Regions from separate parts of the Mus musculus genome. Here regions 1 and 3 are each linked to region 2. A link is a contact called in ENCODE Hi-C or POLR2A ChIA-PET data. All regions are on one chromosome and are shown on one strand. The core of a region is the stretch at or near the end of the contact, and the rest is flanking DNA. Distances in the headings are between cores, read along the strand shown. Region 1 holds the start of Abtb2 (ankyrin repeat and BTB (POZ) domain containing 2). Region 2 overlaps Abtb2 (ankyrin repeat and BTB (POZ) domain containing 2). Region 3 overlaps Abtb2 (ankyrin repeat and BTB (POZ) domain containing 2).

Region 1 (3,815 bases), core at 456-2,955, 43 kb after region 2:
CAGGTGTTGAGAGTACAGACCCCTGGGCTGCTTGCTGCCACAGTGCTGAGACAACACCAGAAGAACCACAATCTACCTATGGTGAGGTGAAAATAGACTCCTAGAGATCCAACTAACAGGGAAAACCGTAGCAGGGCAGCAAGACTCACTTTAGAGGGTTCAGGAGTAGTTTGGTCCACGCACCCATTCTCACTCAATTAGTGTACAGTCAACAGAACACTAACCACAACTTTATCCTCAAAAGTTAGACACCTAAAACAACCTTTGACAAGATTTCCACTTAAGAATTCTCCCAGAATTCCGGTGGTTCACTTCACAGCTTGCTCCTAAGAAAATCCACTCCTGGGGTGGCCCACCCAGCCTGTAGGTCAAGGTTCCCTTCACCCACACCCCCCTCGTGCTTACCATTGGCGTTCTTGCCACAGATGAGATGCTCATAGGGTTGCAGGACTCCCCAGAGCTCGGCGTCGTTGTTGATGACCATCTCCAAGGCCTCAGCGGATACCTCTCCACCTCCTGCCCCTCCGCCATCTGGGCTCTGGCTCGCCAGCACCCTGGCCCGGATCTCCTCCACCAGGTTCTCCATGCAAGCCGTTAGCGAGATGGCCGCGTACTCATGGATGCGCACGGAGATGCGAGTGTCCACCATCCAACGGAAGAAGCGGCCCACGGAGAAAGTGAGGCCGCAGCGCGCCGACTTGCCGCGGCGCAGCCCATCCCCAGCGCTCATGCTGTAGAGGGACAACGCCTTGACCGCTGCCAGTGCGCAGCTCTCGGCCAGCGCCCAGCTGTGCACCAGGCGCACCGCACTCTGCACCTCGAAGCGGGTGCACTTAGCGTGCAGCACGCTAAGGCGCTGCGCCTCCCGGGCCACGCGGATGAGCGCCCGGCGGAGGAGTCCGGCCAAGCGTCTCACAGCCTCGGCGGAGAACGAGGGCAGCCTCCGGCCGCCGACGCTTTTGCGGAGCACCCGGGCCACGTCTCCCTCGGTCCAAGGGAACTCCTCCAGCTCCGGGAGCCGCGGGCAGCGGGAGAAGAGGTCGGCCACTTCGGGATCCTCGGGCAGCACTGTGTTCACCGTGTCCCAGCTGTTGTGGCGGCTGTTCATGGAGCCGGAGTAGCACCACCAGGCCGCCCCGCGGTGCTGCTGCGCCGAAGAGTTGAGCGCCTGCGAGTTGGACTTGGAAGACGAAAGGCTGAGCGAGCGGCAGGAGTCGCCGGCCCCATACCCGGAGTCCAAGGTCAAGTCCTCCAGAGTCTTCAATGTGGAGCTGTATGTCCCGGCCATGGGGGAGCCTCCGCGCGCGGCCTCGCCGAGCGAGGGGCTCTCACTGTTCCATGCCCACTTGCCCCGGGGGAAGGGGGCGGAAACCAGCTCTAGGCTCTCGGAGGCGCCCTCCGTGCTCGCCGCGCCGCGCCTCGGGGCCGCAGCATCGCCCGCGCACAGGCCGCGGGAAGGTAGGCGAAGCTCTCAGCCGGCCGGAGCCCGACGCCGTCCGCGTTCAGTCGCGCCGCTGTCAGCGAACGGACTTCCCAGCCCTCCTCCTCTGAACTCGCGCCGCCAGCTCTCAGCTTCCCTTACAGAGCGTCCGGAGAGTCCATCACCACAGAAAGAATCCCGAGAAAACGGGGCGGCCACCGAAGAGCGAGGCGCCCGAGGTCCGTCTGGGACCAGCCGCTGAGAAAGCGCTCCACAAACTTCTACGGGGCGCGGGTTACAGACACAGATAGGTCCTCTGGAGCGGCCCGCATGCAAATACACCCGGGCGGTTCACCAATCATCAGCCACGCCGGGCAAGGGCTATGCCAATGGTTTCCGAGAGGGGCGGGAAATATGCAAATCACCGAGAATGGGGTGTAGCGGGTGGGTATGGCTGAGGGGGTTGGGTGGGGAGAACAAGCGAGCGAGCTGGCAAGGAGGTGGGGCGCAGAGACCCAGAAAGCCGGGGGAACCCGAAAACAGGCCCCAGCGCTGAGGATTAAAAGATAAACGAAAAGGAAAAGCCCCTATGTGCTGTCCCTTTCCCGCCTTCTATGCTTTAGACTTAGGCAGGCAGCTCCTTGTAAAGCTGTGAGCACCCAGCCCAGGGCAGTAGGAAAAGAAAACTGGGAGGAGACCCGACTCACCTTTCTTGTCGACTTTCTACCAAGCCCCTCCTCCTTCTCTTTTGAGAAATGAAAAGCTATTTATGTTTGGAGGGCAGGGGAGCACCTCTGCTTCTCTTCTCAGATCTATCTAGTTTTGTTTATATTGACTTTAGGCTCCAATCGAAACAGACTATCTTAAACTGGGACCTGAAAATAGCCCGGCACTCAGAGGCCTGTGATCACACCCCTGTATCCACTGTTACAGTCCACTGTTTTCCAAGGATTATCTAGGAGGTGGGAGTCCAAACCTAAAGAATGAACGGCTTTCCTCCTACCGGTGTACTATCAGGCGGATCCTTTTTGTCCAAGGTGGGAGGGAGTGCCTGCAAGGAACCAGATGAAAAACGAGGACCTGCGCTGAACACCTCGTGCATGCAGGTGTTCCCTTTTAAGGACTTGCTGGCATGATGTGCGGGTCCGCAGGTCTTCTTCCCCCTCGGGACTCGGTGCCTCCTGGGTACAGTGAATTGCTGTCCTTCCAGTAGCGCCCAGGTGCACCCCAAGCGGCTCGCTAGAGAGCTACTGATTGCATAGATCCACGCCCAGCTCTCGGAGGACCAGCTGCTCCTCCATAACTATTCACACGCACGTGCACAAGCGTGCACCAGCCCCCCTCCAGCAGGACTGCAAAATCAAAGCGCGGATTGTGCACAACGTTCGTCCCAAGTCCTCTTCGCCAGCTCCTGAATAGCTCCTTTGTGCTGTACTTTACAGTTCTGACCTTGGGCCGTGAGTTGGATACGAACTAGAAAAGTCTGGTTTGTCTCTTTCCTTAAATTAATGATCCCTTTCCCCATAAAGCGATTTTTTATTTGGCAGTTTTACTTAATTTTTTCCTTTCCTGGGGTACATGAGACGTTGCCTCCTGATGCCATAGAATTGGAAACAGAGTCAAGGACGGAAGTACTGTGCAAGGCATAAGTCATCAAATTAACAGAGTCACATTTTATAGAGGCGAAATTAGAAGTTAAATTAGAGGTTCAACTTGTCAGAAAACACGAAAAACCGTTTGATGGATTTAATACCCATTATGAGAAATATAATAAAGGAAATATCGTCCTCTAGTGGATATCCAGAGGAAGTAATTTTTTTTTTTCTTTGTTCATTTTCTTCAAAAGGCTGACTGGGAAGGTACATTAACTAAAAAGGTGATTTGGAGTGCTTCTTACACAAAATATGGGATATTTGTATTGGTGTATTTAAATCACATGATGACTTAAAATGTAAAGATAAACATGCCCAATTTGGATATAGATGTGGTTATTCATATCTGTAACCTCAGGACCGAGGAGATAAGCAGGAGGGCTGACTTGAAGCCAGCCTGGGTTTTGACAAAACCCCAAAAAGAGGATAAAAAGAGAAACACACCAAGAATGAAATCCCGGACTTTCATGGGTGTTAAACTGCCCCACAAGGGTCCTAGACAAATAACTGGATTTCTTTAAGAGATAGCAAGAAAATCGAGGGAAGAAAGAGCAGCTCTGTACATTAAACGATACTTAGAAGATACATCAACCATTCACAAGCTATAGAACATACTTAGGTTTTTAATTTAGAAGTTAATTTAAAGCATTGGGCCAGAAAAGTAGGTCAGTGATTAAGAGTCCATACTGCCTTTGCAGAAGACCCAAGTTCAACTTCCAATACCCACATTGGATAGTCTGTAA
Region 2 (3,409 bases), core at 226-2,725:
TCGGATGAAGTAGAATTCATTAATACAAACGAGAAGCCTGAAAGGCACCCATTACTGTGCTATTAATTTGTTTGACGATCTACAGCATGGCAAGAGCTAAAATAGGCTGGGCAAGACAGCATCTCATACAGAAGAATAATCTGGTCTCATTAATTTTTGTCCTGGGCTTGCCAAGTGTAATTGGGCATAATAAGAACTCATACATCTCCTTGTAGCTTTTTCATCTTCTATGCTTATGGAAAAAAATTGGGGGTGGGGTGGATGGGGATGAACTAACAGTCTTGATACTCAATAAAGACAACCAGTGAGAGGAGTGTTAGTAGACTGGGGATGTAGTTCTGTGTCAAAGCATTTGCCTGACAGGAGCAAGGCCCCGGGGTTTGGTTCCCAACACCATAAAAAAAAGAAAAAGAAAATTTAAGAGGTTCTAAGCTGGGGCAACTTGTTAAGTACAGTAACTACCTTCACCTTTTTTATCTTCCTTCCTTTGTTCTGTCTCTTGTATGATTGTTTTAAGGAGTGTGAATCATAAACTCCATTCTAGTTGGGTGAACTTGAAATATCCACTCATGCAATTTACTGGGACACGGAGTGGGAGACTATACTTAACCCCTGTGCCCTTGCCAGTAAAGGGGTACAGGGAAGAGGAGACTAGAAATGCCCAGGTGGTGTTTCTGGGTTTTCAAACCTTTCCAAAGCTGGTATTGAAAACAGACTCCCATCCCTGAAAGGCTCTGACATGGCTGCTTCTTCCCTGGGTCAGAGAGCAGCCTGTGCGCCCCTCTACAGACCTCTTCTTCCTGGCACTCAGTGCTGCTCAAAAGGCACGTCCTTGACAAAGAATGGGAGCAGGAACAAACTATGTTTTCAGAAACTGTGATTATAGACAAAGATTTGGGAATCAGAACTAGATTTTCCAAGTGGTCACTTGACAGTATCAACATCAAAAAAAAAAAACAATCAAAAAAATCTAATCAGCGAATGTGTGGATGCCTTTCTTAACAAAGGCCGTATAAACAATGTGGCTAAGTAAGCTGGTGCAATTGCATTTACTAGCGTATGTTTCTATAGAGCCAAACTATATACACACACGTGTGTGTAGGTACATGTATGTGTGGGTATAACGTGTGTGTGTGTTCATTTTCTGTGCCATTTTGTCCCCTTCAAAAATAGCTTTTAATAGGGTTTATGATTTATTTAAGTCTTCTCAGATGACATAGAGACAGGGTTTTATTCTTTCCCTGGCTTCTTTACTAAAATTAAACTCTTGCCTGCCTTTCTGAAACCCAGAATTAGCAGGTGCAGATCCATCGAGGAATGCTTTCTTTAGGAAACCTGAGAGCAGGCGTTCCTGCTGTGAAGGACTCTGGCATGGGAAGGCTCGCTCATCCCTAGGCTAAGAAGCCAGAAGGGTTCAGATCACAGGCAGAAAGGCAGCCAAGAGTTGGCCTGAGCCTGCTGTTTCTCTTGGCAATTTGAGTTGGCTGTTGAGCCTGGGGCCCTTGAGTGATTCTGAGTTTAGGGAAATATATCAGAACAGCAGAAAAGGCATGATGTCCTTGTGACCAGCTGATACATGGAGCCTACATCCTTAGAGCCATGGCCTCCTTACTCTTGTGGGCAATTAAACTCTGGTGACATGCCCAAAGGTCCAGTCAGGAAGACAGCAGGGAAATTCCTGGTTTATGGTATAGGCTACTCAGGTTCTGGTCCTAAATAGCAGCCATATCTGCATCTCACTTGTTTGCACCTCTCTGGCAGGGAAGAGTTAAGATCAGCCCCTGATAAGACATCTCAAATCAACTTCCTGGCCCTGGTAGATTTGTTCCTGGTGTGTTTAATTTTCTACATTCCTGTCAACTCCAGCAGAAGCCAAAGGGCACTTTCTTAAGTTGGAACCATTAGCATTTCTTCTCTCCTTGGTGCTATTTATAGAACTAAGGCAGATGGCCATGGTGATCTTACCTCATTGGTCAGGACAGGGAGTCACAGGAAGGCCCAGAAACCCTCCTTTCCAAGGAGCAGCAGCCCCCAACTGGCCAGCCAACCATTAACTGCTGGTCTAGGCAACCCCATCACAGAGCTCACAATGTTTTCTAACTCCATCCTGCTTTTATTAACCAGTCAAGCATGTTCTACTTTACACTCTGGTATTAACGTCAGAAACGGCTTCCTCACATCCAAAGTGATCTTAATCAATTGCAAAGAATACATGAGTGGCACCATGTGGAAGCTTCCGGCCCAGAGGAGGATCAAATGCATTTGTGTTTAACTGTGAACTCTAATGTGTGCTCTACACTTCACTGCAGTGGAACAACTTAGCTGCATTTAACCTGGGTGGATAAAGCAGTACCAACATTCACATGAAACTAGGGGCAAGCACTACAGAGGGCACACTAGTGACTTACGATGTGTCACTCTCCTTCCACGCATGAAAAAACCGACACTGAGAGGTCAAGGCACCTGTCGGTGGACAGAGGCAGAAGTGATAGACCAGGAGTTGAGCCCAGGTAATCCGGCTGCAAAGGGCTCTTAAATACCACCCAGCCTGAGAGCCACAGTGCAGTGATTTCAGCTAGCATGCTCCTCAAAGGTAGAAGATCCTAAATGGTAGGGAGGGTATGTGGCTCTGCTTTGCTCGGCCAGCCTCAGTTCTCAGGACCTTTAAGAGGATTCCAGAAGGCATTCTGGCTAGGTGCAATCTCTGCCACAAATGCTGACACCGGGCCTCGCACTTGAGTCACGTCTACTTGGAGAGGCATCTGGAACAGTGTCAGTTCAGAAGAGTATACGGTTCAGACAACAGCCTTCCATCTCAGTGTGTACAGCTCAGGATGGGGAAGAGTGGCCTGCAGGTGCACTTGAGTTGAAGAGGCCCTCGAATCCTCTGGCAGGAAACCAACACTCTAAGCTGGGTCTCTGTATTGCATATGCCAGCACAGGCCCAAGAGACTGTAGTGCATGGACCACACGGTAACTCTGGCAGTGTCTTCCCGGGTGTGCACATGGTGAAGTCTTTACCAGACAGGCATGCTTCTACACGTACACACAGTCACACTCCATCTCTTCCTCCCGACAGGAAGCTCTTGTGGTTGGAAACGGTCCATGGTCGTGGAGGTACCAGCAGGGTGGCAGTGACTCCATACGGAGCTCTTTCCTGCGAGCAAAAATCCAGTCTACAGAGCAGTTATTCGAGTCCTGCCTTTCTGACAGAAAATAATCTTTCATTTGGTAAAAATCATGCACTGGTGGCTCAGGCCTTGACTAGAAACATGTGAAATAAGGAGAGAAAACAAAAGACATTGGATCCATGTGTCTGTCGTATCAAGATGATTTCTATCTCCAGAGCCAGAGGAGAGAGGAACGGAGAGGTTTTCCTCCTTCCCCTTACCGTTTTCCTTTGAAACCA
Region 3 (3,688 bases), core at 411-2,910, 61 kb before region 2:
CTGCTGCATGAGCTCCAGGCCAACGTGGGCAACTTATTGTCTCAAAACCAAAAATAAGCAACCAAAAAGACACACATAGGAGAATCTCTGTGAGTTTGAGAACTATATAGTGAGTTCCAGGCCAGCAAGGGATATATTAGGAATATATTAATACATGAATAAAGAGTGTATCATATATTATTCTTATACTAATTAATGATTTTTATATAAAAAGAATTAAAATGAAATCTGTCTAAATTGTAGAACAGGACATCTATGTATATCATTTGCAACAAAAAAATTCAAAGTTGATTCTTTATGATTTTATGGCAATAAAATGTGATCAGGCTTGCTAAAAGACATTCTTAAGTAATAATTTATATTCAAAACAAATGTTTATGTTCCTATTTTTTTTTCTTTTTTTTCCGAGACAGGGTTTCTCTGTGTAGCTCTGGCTGTCCTGGAACTCACTCTGTAGACCAGGCTGGCCTTGAACTCAGAAATCTGCCTGCCTTTGCCTCCCGAGTACTTGGAGTTGCTATTATTTTTTATCATTTTTAATTATATGTATGTGTGGGCTTGTACAAGTGAGTATGGGTATCTCTGGAGGCCAGAAGATGGCCTTGAATGCCCTGGAGCTGGGGTTAAACTCTGTTGTGAGCCACCTGATATAGGCGCTGAGAAATGAACCCAGGTCCTCTGCAACTGTTCTTAACCTTGGAGTCATTTCTCTGGGTCCTAGTATATTTTTGACACTTTCTGGACACTGGGGAACTATTATTTCACAGTACAGGCTATGCCCTTATCTTCACGAAGATGCCATCCTTCAGTGGCTGAGAAACCTACCTATGTTTTCATGTTCTTTGAGAACACAGATTTCAATGATTCTTTTTCACCTTTCTAATTTCTCCAAGCAATTCTGGGTGGAAGAGTTTTTCTCAGCTTCCTCAAATAGGACTACTTGATGTATGCACTGATGGCAAATTTACATGGATCAAATGATCTGGTTCTCACTCTGGGTGAAAATTTCTCTTGAGGGCAAAGATGGTTTCTTTCTCAGGAGTGAGGTCATCTAACATTAAAGACAGTTCTTATTGGACTGTAGATTTTAGGGTCCCCCCCCATTGTTCAAGGTGTTTTTAGACAAAACCATTATTAGCACAACCATTGCAGGTTCGCAGAGGGGGTCAGCTCTATGTCACTACTCTAGAAGGAGATCCAACCTGTATGCACCATCCGCAGCCTCTGCCTGCTGTGTCTATGCTGGAGACGGGGTATCAGTCACAGTCCTTCTCCGTGGCCTGTGCAAGCTACAGTACACTGGGATCTGGAGCAATCCTCACAGCACTCAGCCAGGCTTACAGCTGGGGACAAGGACCCTGGCCACAGCCCTACACTGTCTACAGGCAGGCAGGCCTTTCCATCCTCTTATAGGAAGTCATCCTGAGCTGCTTGGGTAGGGAGTGGTGCTGCTGAGCCTAAGAGGGGAGTGGGCAGGGCCTCCCAGTGTCAGCTGGTACAGAAAGAGAAGGATGCAAGGGGCTGTGCACCTAGATCAAGTACGAGTCATTCATTTCTTGGGGAGTGAAAAGCACCAATTATCACAAGGTCTGGGGCAGGCGGCCAAGGCAGCTATTCATAGAACATGAATGTGTTAGTCAGAAATGCTGTACACTGGAGCCCTGCTTAGGAAACATACCCGCTGCTGTGAGCTTTCCTTCTACTTCCAAAGGAGTCTGACCGGCGTGAGTCACAGAGATCAGGGTTCCGAGCCCAGCCTGGCCACTTACTAGCTGTGTAACTCTGAAGGAGTCACTTCACCTTTCTGACCCCCAGTCTGTTCATCTGTATCTTCACCTAACAATGGCTGAGTTTGAGGACTGAAAGAGCTAAGCACGCAGTGAAAGGCCTAGCACACAGCGCGTTGTAAGTAGGAATATGTGTAATGAATGGCTTCAATAACTTCAAAGGTCATGAGACTAACACCATCAGAGAAAGGGCCTGAACCCACAATACTCTGTTATTTTGTACAGACCATGACAATTCTTATTCATAAATAATCTTGGCCTATGCATCACAATTGCACAAGATGGGTCATTTATTCTACATTCATTCATTTCTTGTACTCAAAATTACTAGTGATGACCTGCCTGTCAGAAACTGTTGTATTCTAGGAACAGACATAAAGGAGAAGGCAGGTCATTTACCCTCAGGAGCGTGCAGCCTAATGAAGGAGGGAGACTGTATATCTGCTGAGTCAGCACTGTGCCCAGCGGGCTGCATGGAGTCCTGCATGGAGAAGGGAAACAAGCTCTGAGCTGAGGCACCCAGGTGCGGGGGCTAAGGAAGGCTTCCCAGAGGTGGCAACACCTCAGCTGCTTGGAGGAAGAATCAGGTCTTGCTGACCAGGTTGTGGGGTTCCCTTATCTTTGCCCTCACAGGTGGCTGCCACTCGTACCTGCCCTGTCTGTGAATTCTGAGGATCTGAATGCTGCTCCTCATGCCTGCATGGCGGATGCTTACACTGCCGAGCCATCTCACAGCCCTCGCTTTCCTTTCTGAGACAGGCTCTAACTAAGAACCCCAGGCTGGTCAAGAACGTTCAACCCTCCTTCCCTCTTCCTCTCAAGCGCTGGGATTATCGCTGTGTAAGGCCACATCTGGCTCACTTCAGTCTCCTCCATGTATTTCATGCATGGCTAGGCCAACTCTTCTTAGCTATGGATGGCATCTCATCTGGCTGGATGTGCCATCGTTTGTTTACTCACTCACTCCGCCACTCTCATGGTCGAGCAGTTGTGGAGAAAGTGTCTACAAACAGCCGTGGGCAGAAGTTTTCAATTTCTCTGGGGGGAAATACCAAGGAGTGTAATCACGGAACCATCTGCTAAGCATATATTTAGATTTTCAAGGAAATTCTCACGGATCCACTGTGCACTCCCAGCAGCAGTGCATGCGGGTTCCTTCATTGACTAAATCATCTCCCTAGTCCCCCAAAGTTTGGGATTTTAATGCAACCAGCTTACTTTTCTTTCATAAGAATTGCGATTTTGGTGTCACATCTGAAAACTTGGCCACCCAAGACCCAAGGTCATCTTGTTTCTTTTCCTGTTATTTTCAAGAACTCCTATAGTTTTGTATTTCTCATGCAGGACCACAGTGACTTGCTCCCTCATGAGGCTGCTTAGACTGGAAGCAGGCCTGGGCTCTGAGAGGAGCCCCAGGTGCCTTCAGCTTTCTGGCTTCTGGTCATGCACATAGGCCTGTGTCGCCCCGTCCTTCTGGGAAAGCCAAGACTAGGATGCTTTGCACACACAGCCTGCATGGGAAGGTTCACGGTAGGGGAAGAGAGAGCCTGGAGCAGGCCTCTTGGAAGGGCAAGCCTTCCCTGGAGAGTGCCTTTGTCCTGCTGTCCTGGCACAAGAGGAGCTCTGGTCTGACTACACAGTGTGAGTGATCGTTGTCTACTTCTGCTGCAACTTTGGGCTTTGGCCTGAAGCCCCTTGCTGTCAGTTTTACAAGCTCCTATTTGTAGCCTCACATTAGGCTCATTAAAAAGCTGCTCCCTGTGGGGCCATAAATGCACATGGAGGAGCGGAGAGTGAGCTTGGGAAACTGCCTAGGATCTGCCCACCAACACTGAAGAGGACCTAATGGAAACAGTGAATCAGTACCTTCTGGCTGGAACTGGGCTGGCAACTTGCCAACA

Evidence for each region. A loop is a pair of places that touch in the nucleus more often than their neighbours do. ChIA-PET counts read pairs that join two places held with the same protein, here RNA polymerase II (POLR2A).
Region 1: a loop to region 2 is called in a map of gastrocnemius, with 2.7 times the contacts of the local background. The contact joins the promoter of Abtb2 here to the enhancer-like site in region 2. A Hi-C loop is called at or near these places in 9 of 37 maps with a recorded cell type or tissue (T-helper 1 cell, adrenal gland, gastrocnemius and 2 more). POLR2A ChIA-PET finds 5 or more read pairs at or near these places in 3 of 5 experiments (Patski and embryonic stem cell).
Region 3: a map of T-helper 1 cell shows a loop between it and region 2 (2.0-fold over the local background). The contact joins two enhancer-like sites. A Hi-C loop is called at or near these places in 5 of 37 maps with a recorded cell type or tissue (T-helper 1 cell, T-helper 17 cell, T-helper 2 cell and 1 more). POLR2A ChIA-PET finds 5 or more read pairs at or near these places in 1 of 5 experiments (Patski).

Annotation. Positions count from the first base shown.
Region 1 is chr2:103,564,200-103,568,014 of GRCm38, reverse strand. Abtb2 (ankyrin repeat and BTB (POZ) domain containing 2) reads right to left here and starts at 1,705. Exons shown (of 17, transcript NM_178890.3): 1 at 406-1,705. The coding sequence starts at 1,288.
Region 2 is chr2:103,607,702-103,611,110 of GRCm38, reverse strand. The region is part of intron 1 of Abtb2 (ankyrin repeat and BTB (POZ) domain containing 2); the gene reads right to left. 8030431J09Rik (a long non-coding RNA gene) reads right to left here. Exons shown (of 2, transcript XR_866592.2): 2 at 1-3,409. Among named protein-coding and RNA genes, the nearest start is that of 8030431J09Rik, 37 kb to the right of the region's middle. Within about 2 kb of position 1,475, at least 1 of the 3 ENCODE cell types and tissues checked has a DNase peak (open chromatin) inside an H3K27ac peak, as active enhancers do; it is heart, where a contact is called at or near this core.
Region 3 is chr2:103,668,308-103,671,995 of GRCm38, reverse strand. The region is part of intron 1 of Abtb2 (ankyrin repeat and BTB (POZ) domain containing 2); the gene reads right to left. Among named protein-coding and RNA genes, the nearest start is that of Nat10, 91 kb to the left of the region's middle. Within about 2 kb of position 1,660, at least 1 of the 3 ENCODE cell types and tissues checked has a DNase peak (open chromatin) inside an H3K27ac peak, as active enhancers do.